Regions from separate parts of the Homo sapiens genome. Here region 2 is linked to region 1. Evidence: read pairs that join two places in POLR2A ChIA-PET (ENCODE). Cell type or tissue: PC-3. All regions are shown on one strand. Links, peaks and the distances in the headings refer to the core of each region. The heading gives the core; the rest is flanking DNA. Region 1 overlaps SLC16A5 (solute carrier family 16 member 5). Region 2 overlaps GRB2 (growth factor receptor bound protein 2).

What was found. ChIA-PET counts read pairs that join two places held together with the same protein. Peaks named below come from ENCODE experiments on the same cell type or tissue, not always from the same donor. Only the 100,000 strongest peaks of a DNase experiment are listed, where the experiment ranks them.
Region 2: POLR2A ChIA-PET joins it to region 1 with 14 read pairs; 1 of 35 experiments calls an interaction of 5 or more read pairs at or near these places.

The regions. Positions count from the first base shown.
Region 1 is chr17:75,093,576-75,097,959 of GRCh38, forward strand. SLC16A5 (solute carrier family 16 member 5) reads left to right here. Exons shown (of 7, transcript NM_004695.4): 3 at 14-260. The coding sequence starts at 62. Among named protein-coding and RNA genes, the nearest start is that of SLC16A5, 7.8 kb to the left of the region's middle. RefSeq lists enhancers at 1-202, 203-775. In PC-3, for the core only: no CTCF peak of the experiment used is centred there; a DNase peak (open chromatin) is centred at 2,696; H3K27ac peaks cover 1,886 bases.
Region 2 is chr17:75,365,621-75,370,004 of GRCh38, forward strand. All of the region lies in intron 2 of GRB2 (growth factor receptor bound protein 2), which reads right to left. Among named protein-coding and RNA genes, the nearest start is that of GRB2, 38 kb to the right of the region's middle. In PC-3, for the core only: no CTCF peak of the experiment used is centred there; a DNase peak (open chromatin) is centred at 1,921.

The DNA of each region.
Region 1 (4,384 bases), core at 210-4,209:
GTCCCCTCCCCAGGCAGCAGCCACATTGGCAGTGAGGCCGTGGCAGCGTCGGCAGCAGAGGATGCCCCAGGCCCTGGAGCGTGCAGATGGCAGCTGGGCCTGGGTGGTGCTGCTGGCCACCATGGTGACCCAGGGCCTCACCCTGGGCTTCCCCACGTGTATCGGCATCTTCTTCACTGAATTGCAATGGGAGTTCCAGGCCAGCAACAGCGAGACCTCTTGGTTCCCCTCCATCCTCACGGCTGTGCTCCACATGGCAGGTGAGCGGCCTAGGGAGGGGCCGATGAGAAAGTCCTAGGGGTTGCGGGGAAGCCACAACCTCCCTGGCCTTCTGATTCCCTCTCTCTGAGGCCACAGGCTTTGCCTCCTGGGTGAATTCCTAAGGTTTCACCAGATTTCACCAGGGGCCCCTGGCTGGAATCCAGCTGGACTGGGCTGGAGCCGGGGAGAGAGTGGGGAGGTGCCTGGGTTGCAAAGCCAGGCGGAGCCTTGCGTCCTTTCTGTGGGATCCATTCCGACACAGGCGTAGGTGTGCTGGGGCGCTCAGTGCCAGGCTGGGAAGAGCGCTGGGGCCAGCCCACCAAGACTCTCCTGCTTTCCAGCTGGCTGGTCTCTCTGAACCTCGGTTGCTTCCTCTGCAATCTGAGGGTGATGCCCGGCATCCTGCCCAGCTCCCACATGGAATAGCAGGGAAGACCACTGTCTTCCCTGGAGGTGCTGGGAGCTGGGAAATGTATGCGGCTGTGAATTATTAATATTTTGGAGACCCTCACTAGGGCAGGGAGTGGCTTCAGGATAGGAAAGGGGACGCAAGGAAGACACCAGGAATGGCCGGGCGCGATGGCTTACGCCTGTAATCCCAGCACTTTGGGAGGCCGAGGCGGTCAGATCACCTGAGGTCGGGAGTTTGAGACCAGCCTGACCAACATGGAGAAACCCTGTCTCTACTGAAAATACAAAATTAGCTGGGCGTGGTGGCGGGTGCCTGTAATCCCAGCTACTCAGGAGGCTGAGGCAGGAGAATCTCTTGAACCCAGGAGGCAGAGGTTGCGGTGAGCTGAGATGGTGCCATTGCACTCCAGCCTGGGCAACAAGAGTGAAACTGTCTCAAAAAAAAAAAAAGACACCAGGAACAAGAGGGGGACAAGGCAGGAGCCCCAGCTCTCCCGGGACTCCCTGCAGAGAGGAGGTTGCTAAGTGGGGGTGAGGGAGGAAGGCAGCCCCTGTCTGCCCCTTCTCCTGGCTCTGTCACCATAGGCCTCAGAGGCCCATGTTCCTGGCTGGCTTTTCCAGGAGTGTGACTGCCTCACCCTGACCCCAGCGTTGGGAGCAGGGCAGAGGGAGGGTTCTCTGCAGTCGCCGTGGACACAGGGACCTGCCCTCAGCTCCTGGGAGCTCTCCAGGGAGACTGCAGAGACCCCGGCCTCGGAGGGGCCCGGTGGACAGCAGCCCGAGCTGATGGCCCACAGGCCTCTGCAGGCGTGTGTCTGCTGGCCGCAGCTGCCCATCTCCCCGGCTACCTCCTGGCTACTCCCTCCACTTGCCACCAGCAGCCTGCCTATTATTCCAGGTCCTGCCCTCAAACTGGGAGGGAGGTGAGGCTCGGAGAAAGCGCCACCCTCCTGGGTGAGCTCTGAATCTGCCACATGGCCTCTGGCCTGCAGGGTTGGGGCAGGGAGTGGGAATCCCAGAGGGCTGCTTCTCACACAGGCAGAGCAGGGTTCCTGGGCCAGGGGCTAGGAACCGGGCACCCGGCGGGGAACCTACTCCCCAGCTGACTTGCGGCTCACCACCCCCAGCAGGCATCTCAGCATCTCCATCAGCATGGGATTCCTGGCTGGCCATCTCTCTCATGTACACATACACGTGTATGAGCCCGTGCTCATTCAGAGTACTGTAGACATTTTATTTTATGTTTATTTATTTATTTGCTTATTTTTGAGACAGAGTCTCACTCTGTCACCTGGGCTGGAGTGCAGTGGCATGATCACAGCCTATTGCAGCCTTAACCTCTCAAGCTCAAGCGATCCTGCCACCTCAGCCTCCCGAGTAGCTGGGACCACAGGTGTGCACCACCACACCCAGCTAATTTTTTTTTTTTTTAGATGGAGTCTCGCTCTGTTGCCCAGGCTGGAGTGCAGTGGTGCAATCTCAGCTCGCTGTAACCTCCGCCTTCCAGGTTCAAGCGATTCTCCTGCCTCAGCCTCCTGAGTAGCTGGGACTACAGGTGCGCACCACCATGCCTGGCTAATTTTTTGTATTTTTAGTAGAGACGGGGTTTCACCGTGTTAGCCAGGATGGTCTCGATCTCCTGACCTCATGATCTGCTGGCCTTGGCCTCCCAAAGTGCTGGGATTACAGGTGTGAGCCACCACGCCCAGACCATACCCAGCTAATTTTTTTACTTTTTGTAGAGACGGGGTCTCACTATGTTGCTCAGGCTGGTCTCAAACTCCTGGGCTCAAGTGATCTACCTGCCTGGGCCTCTCAAAATGCTGGGATTACAGACATGAGCCACGGCACCTGACCACAGTATTGTAGAAATTTTTAAACACGATGAATCATGGATACTTTCACTGATCCTTTCAAGTGCCCCTGCCCCTACCTACGCCTTTTAGAGGTAAGGAAAGCAAGCAGGCACAGAACACAAGACCTGCCCAAGGCTGAAGAGTGAGTTCACGGCAGAGGAAACACCCTGTGTCCCGCCCGGCCACACCACCCTCAGCTATGCAGCTCTGGCCTGCAGCCCAGTCCCCACCCCCACCCCTGTGACTAAGGGCTTTCCCCAATGTCAACTTCCCTAAGTCAGGCCAGAGTCTCTGGCGTGAGGAAGCTCTGTGGGTCAGTCCTCTCCAGAGCCACCTCCCCCTCTACAGGGGCAGAGACGCCGGGCCACCAGCCTCTGCTTGATTATGTCTGCGACGGGCTGCTCACTTAGTCTGTCACTTGCTTTTTTCTTTTTTTTTTTTTTCGGAGATGGAGCCTCCCTCTCTCACCCAGGCTGGAGTGTAGTGGCACAGTCTCGGCTCACTGCAACCTCCACCTCCCGGGTTCAAGCGATTCTCCTGCCTCAGCCTCCCTAGTAGCTTGGAATTACAGGCATGCGCCACCACACCTGGCTAATTTTTGTATTTTTAGTAGAGATGGGGTTTTACCATGTTAGCCAGGCTGGTCTCGAACTCCTGACTTCAGGCGATCCACCTGCCTCGGCCTCCCAAAGTGCTGGGATTACAGGCGTGAGCCACCACGCATGGCCACTCCATCACTTTTTTTTTTTTTTTTTTTTTTTGAGATGTAGTTTCACTCTGTCGCCCAGGATGGAGCGCATCGGGTTCTGCCTCCCAGGTTCAAGCGATTCTCCTGCCTCAGCCTCCCAAGTAGCTGGGATTACAGGCACGCACCACCATGCCTGGCTAATTTTTGTATTTTTAGTAGAGATGGGGTTTCACCATGTTGGTCAGGCTGGTCTCGAACTCCTGACCTTAAGTGATCCACCCACCTCGGCCTCCCAAAGTACTGGGATTACAGGCGTGAGCCACCACACCCAGCCTACTCTGTCACTTTTATACTCACACTGGCTCACACCACACATCCCCCCTCCACCGCAGACACACACAAGCATCTCATGCGCACACACTTCCCTGTCCCTTTAGTTGCACTCTCGGAGAGTAAGTTAGAGAAGCTCCACATGTGCTTGGGTGAATGGGGCCCCTGTGAGGTGCCAAGGAGCAGTCTGCAGCTCTTTTCTATTTTTTTGGGGTGTGGATTGGTGAGAAAGCAGCTGGGAGCCAGGCAAGGAACAGGCCCCCCTCCACATTGAGCCAAACCTCTAGGTGCAGACTTTGGTGGTGCTGGAGGTGGTGTGGGAGGGGAGAACCTACCCTGCCTGATTGTCTGCAGAGGCCAGTGCAAGGAGGCGCAGAGGGGCCCAGGGTTCCCCTCAGCTGTAGGGCTGGGAAGGTGGTGGGAGGGTGGGAGGGATCTAGCCAGTCTTCCTGAGGATGTTGGGTGTGGGGATGGGGCAGGTAAAACAGGATCTGAAGGTGCACACTGTAGTCTAGATGTCCTGGAACACTGCCCCGACTCCTCCCACCAACAGACCCCCAGCGAAGTGGGGGAGGTAAACTCATGAACCAATCCTGTTTCACCCGGATAGAATGAGCAGCCTCAGGTCTGTGTAGTTCAGGGTCTTGCTCCACCTTTCAGGGAATCCTCATCAGGGTCAAACATCGCCCATTCTGAATCCTCACTTTGTAGGGGAAAAAATTGAGGCACGGAGAGGGATCAGGCTTTGCTCAGGCCACATGGCCAGTCCATGGCAGGTGGGTATCAGAATCCAGGCCTGCTCGTGCCCTTGAAACCACCTGGCTAGTTCCAGCTGGAA
Region 2 (4,384 bases), core at 268-4,267, 270 kb after region 1:
GCGAAAAAGTTCAAATTAAAGTACAACAAAGAAAAAAGAAAGTACAATGGAACTATGGGGGATAGAAAGAAAATGAGTGAAAGAAAAAAAACCGCCAGTACAATGAGTCATTAAAAGATAAAATAGAAGTGGTTAGAAACAATTAATAACCAGTGGGTGCCCAGGGGTTGCTCAGGAGCACCAAAAAGATGAACAGAATGGCTAGAGGAATGGACTCACACTCAGCATGCCCAACCCAACCCATCAGCTGCCCATGTCTCCCTTCTATTGAAATTGCCCATTTCTACCTGTAGAAATACCATTTTTCACACTATTTCTCCTCTTTCCTCTCTTTCATAGTCGTACCTAATCACATATCAAGTCTTACTCTTCCTTTAAAACACATGTAAACATAACAAGGATGTTTACCTAAGCATTATTTTAATAGCGGGAGGCAGAAAGGAAACACCCTACAATGTCCAGTAGTAGAACAGTTAAATATTTATTTATAGTGCATTCATATAATGAAATACCTTGCAGCCGTTACAAATTTCAGAGCAGAACTTGGAAAAAAAAAATCATGGAGATGCTGAGCTTCAGCCCTGATCAAATCTTATCTGATCTCTATACTACCTTTCAACGTTTCGATTATGTGAGCCAATACACACATAACTCGACTGTGTAGGCTAGTATAACACATTCTGTTAACTGCAAATAACAGTGGCTTAACACAATGGGAAAATGTTTATTTTTCTAAAAGGCAAGTTATATACAGTATGGTCTCTACTTTTAAAATGCCCAGGACAGGAATAGTGGTTCACACCTGTAATCCCAGCACTTTGGGAGGCTGGCACAGGCAATCATTTGAACCCTTGAACACAGGAGTTTGAGATCAGCTTCCAAAAAAAAAAAAAAAACGGCCAGCTGCCGTGGCTCACACTGTAATCTCAGCACTTTGGGAGGCTGAGGCGGGCGGATCACTTGAGCCCAGGAATTCAAAGCCAGCCTGGGCACCTGGGCAACATGGCAAAACCCCATCTCCACAAAAAAACAAACAAAAATTAGCCGGGTGTGGTAGTGCATGCCTGTAGTTTCAGCTACTTGGGAGGCTGACGTGGGAGGATCACCTCTGAGCCCAGGAGGTGGAGGTTGCAGTGAGCCATGATCCCATCACTGCACTCCAGCCTGGGTGTCAGAGTGAGACCCTGGCTCAAAAAACAAGAAAGTAATCCAACAAATTTTTTTTCCCTGAAATAAGCCAATGAAAACGAAAAATACTTCTTAAATCTCTAATAACTAGATCACCAATAAGCTTAAGGTTCCCAGGTAAAATTTCCTGTGATATATACTAACAAAAACTCAAAAAAGAAAAAAAAGGAAAAATACGTGAGGCTTCAGTACATGAGGGTCTTACAATTTAGATGTGGGAATTCTCACTCAAATCTATCATTTATAGGGCCACACTATTCTTACGAGGCACAAATAAAATTAAGGCTTACTATAACCAATTCAGAAAGTCTATGGTAATGGGATCTAGTGTTGTCACAAAGGTTATAATCAGACCCACTGCTCTTTTTTTCCCCCTATTCAGGACAGGGTCTTACTCTGTCACCCAGGCTAAAGTGCTGTAGCGTGATTATGGCTCACTGCAGCCGCGACCTCCCAGACTGAAGCGATCCTCCCACCTCAGCCTCTGGAGTAGTTGAGACTACAGGTGTGCACCACCACACCCAGCTAATTTTTTAAAAAAACTTTTTGTAGAGGTAAGAGTTTTGCTGTGTTGCTCAGGCTGGTCTTGAACTCCTGGGCTCAAGTGATCCTCCCATCTCAGCCTCCCAAAGTGGTGGGATTAGAGGCATGAGCCACTGAGCTGGGCCGTTACCCTCTTTTTAAGGGAGATCATGAGGTAGAAACTGCCTAGAGCAGTAAAGCCTCAGAAGTGACTCATGTTTCTCAAGGTTAAGGCTGCTTCTTGCTGGGAAATATGCATAAAGAAGTTACCTTGTGAGAAATGAGTTCAGCCCTTTATTCTTTACTTGATACAGCAGTGGGCAAAGATTCTAAACTATCCACAGTACTTTTAGTCAAACTTTTTCCTATGGTTTTAGCATTCAGTATCTTCCTTTCTCCAATTAGATAATTCCTAATTTACTCATTTCTGTTAATGACACCAATATTTCCTCGGCCTCAAAGCCCTGGAATCCTCTGGCTAAACAGAATGTCTCATCTAATCATTAAATCCTGTTATTTCTTCTCTTAAAATACTCTTTAGATTTTTTTCGTTGTTTTGGTTTTTTTTTTGAGATGGAGTCTCACTCTGTAACTGAGGCTGGAGTGCAGTGGCACGATGTCGGCTCACTGCAACCCCTGCCTCCCAAGTTCAAGCGATTCTCATGCCTCAGCCTCCCAGGTTCAAACGATTCTCATGCCTCAGCCTCTGGAGCAGCTGGGATTACAGGCACTCGCCACCACGCCTGGCTAATTTTTGTACTTTTTGTAGAGACGGAGTTTTGCCATGTTGGCCAGGCTGGTCTCGAACCCCTGACCTCAAGTGATCCACTCGCCTTGGCCTCCCAAAGTGCTGGGATTAAAGATAAGAGGCACTGTGCTCAGCTGTTTTTTTTTTTTTTTTGAGACAGAGTCTCTCACTCTGTCACCCAGGCTAGAGTGCAGTGATGCGATCTTGGCTCACTGCAAACTCCGCCTCCCATGGTCAAGCGATTATCCTGCCTCAGCCTCCTGAGTAGGTGGGATTACAGGCGCCCCCCACCGTGCTCAGCTAATTTTTGTTTGTGTGAGTGTTCTAAGCAGAGATGGGGTTTCACCAGCTTGGCCAGGCTGATCTCAAACTCTTGACCTCGTGATCCATCCGCCTCAGCCTCCAAAGTGCTGGGATTATAGGCGTGACCCACTGCGTCAGGCGTTTGTTTTTTTTTTTGTTGTTTTTTTTTTTAAAGATAGGATCTTGCTCTGTTACTCAGGCTGGAGTGCAGTGGTGAGATCATAGCTCACTGCAGTCTCAACCTCCCGGCTCAAATGATCCTCCCAGATCCTCCCACCTAAGCCTCCTGAGTAGCAGGGACTACGGGCACATGCAACCATGCCCGGCTCATTTTTTTATTTTTATTTTGTAGAAACGGAGTCTCACTGTGTTGCCCAGGCTGGTCTTGAACTCGGCTCAAATGATTCTCCTGCCTCGGTCTCCCAAAGTGCTGGGATTATAGGTGTGAGCCACTGCACCCAGATAAATATGACTCTTTTCCATTTCCACTAACATACTCCATCAGCTTGCCTGAAACAAAACTGCTTCTCATATACTTGCTGTTTTAAGTGCTTCCATATTTCAGTTAGTTTAATCCTCACAATATCTAATGAGTCAAGGACCATTATTATCCCCATTTTTCCAGTGAGGAAATTGTGACACAAAGAAGTTTAAAAAAAGAACAAAACTTGCCCAACATCATGATCATGGCAAATGGCACAGCCAAAGTTTGAACCCAGATAAGCTGGCTCCAGCCTAGGTCCTCTGTATCTGGCCTCTCCCCTACTTCAATCCACACTACTCAAAGTCATCCTTCTAAAACACAGCTTTGGTATATAAAAAGAACATCTTAGAAATTTAATAATTAATGATTATCCTCATTTTGCATCAACTTACCCCTAGACATTCCTAACCTAGGAGTTCACAATGCGACATATCAAAAGTAACGTATTTAAATGATTTTAAGCTGGAACAGGAGTAGCAGCACAATGTTATAGGAAAATTGAAGGTTTCTTTACACCACAGTCCATGAGCCAAAGATATGAAAATTTAAGAAGGCAAAATATAAGAAGGCATAGTCAACCTTATATTGAGAAAAACTCCCATTTATTCCTTTGCTGCTCTGAGCTCAGCTGTTAGATCAGAATGTGAGACTGAGACAAGGACTCTGGATGGATGGGTATGAGTTGCACTGGTTAAAAACTGTTTCTGGGCCAGGCGCAGTAGCTTACACCTGTAATCCCAGCACTTTGGGAGGCCGAGGCGGGCTGATCACTTGAGGTCAGGGGTTCAAGACCAGTCTGGGCAACATGGTGAAACCGTCTCCACCAAAAAAAAAAAAAAAAAAATTAGCCGGGTGTGGGGGTGCATGCCTGTAGTCCCCAGCTACTCAGGAGGCCGAGACAGGATAATTGCTTGAACCAGAGAGGCAGAGGCTGCAGTGAGCCAAGATCGTGCCACTGCACTCCAGCCTGGGCAACAGAGACTCCGTCTCAAAAAAAAAAAACTGTTTTTGACTATGGCTGATGGTATTTAAGAACTTACTGACTCTGATGCAAATGTACCTACCACTACCAGAAAAACAACTCAAAGCATATATATGTTCCTTTGCTTGAAGGATGGCATTACTTACTCAAAACATGG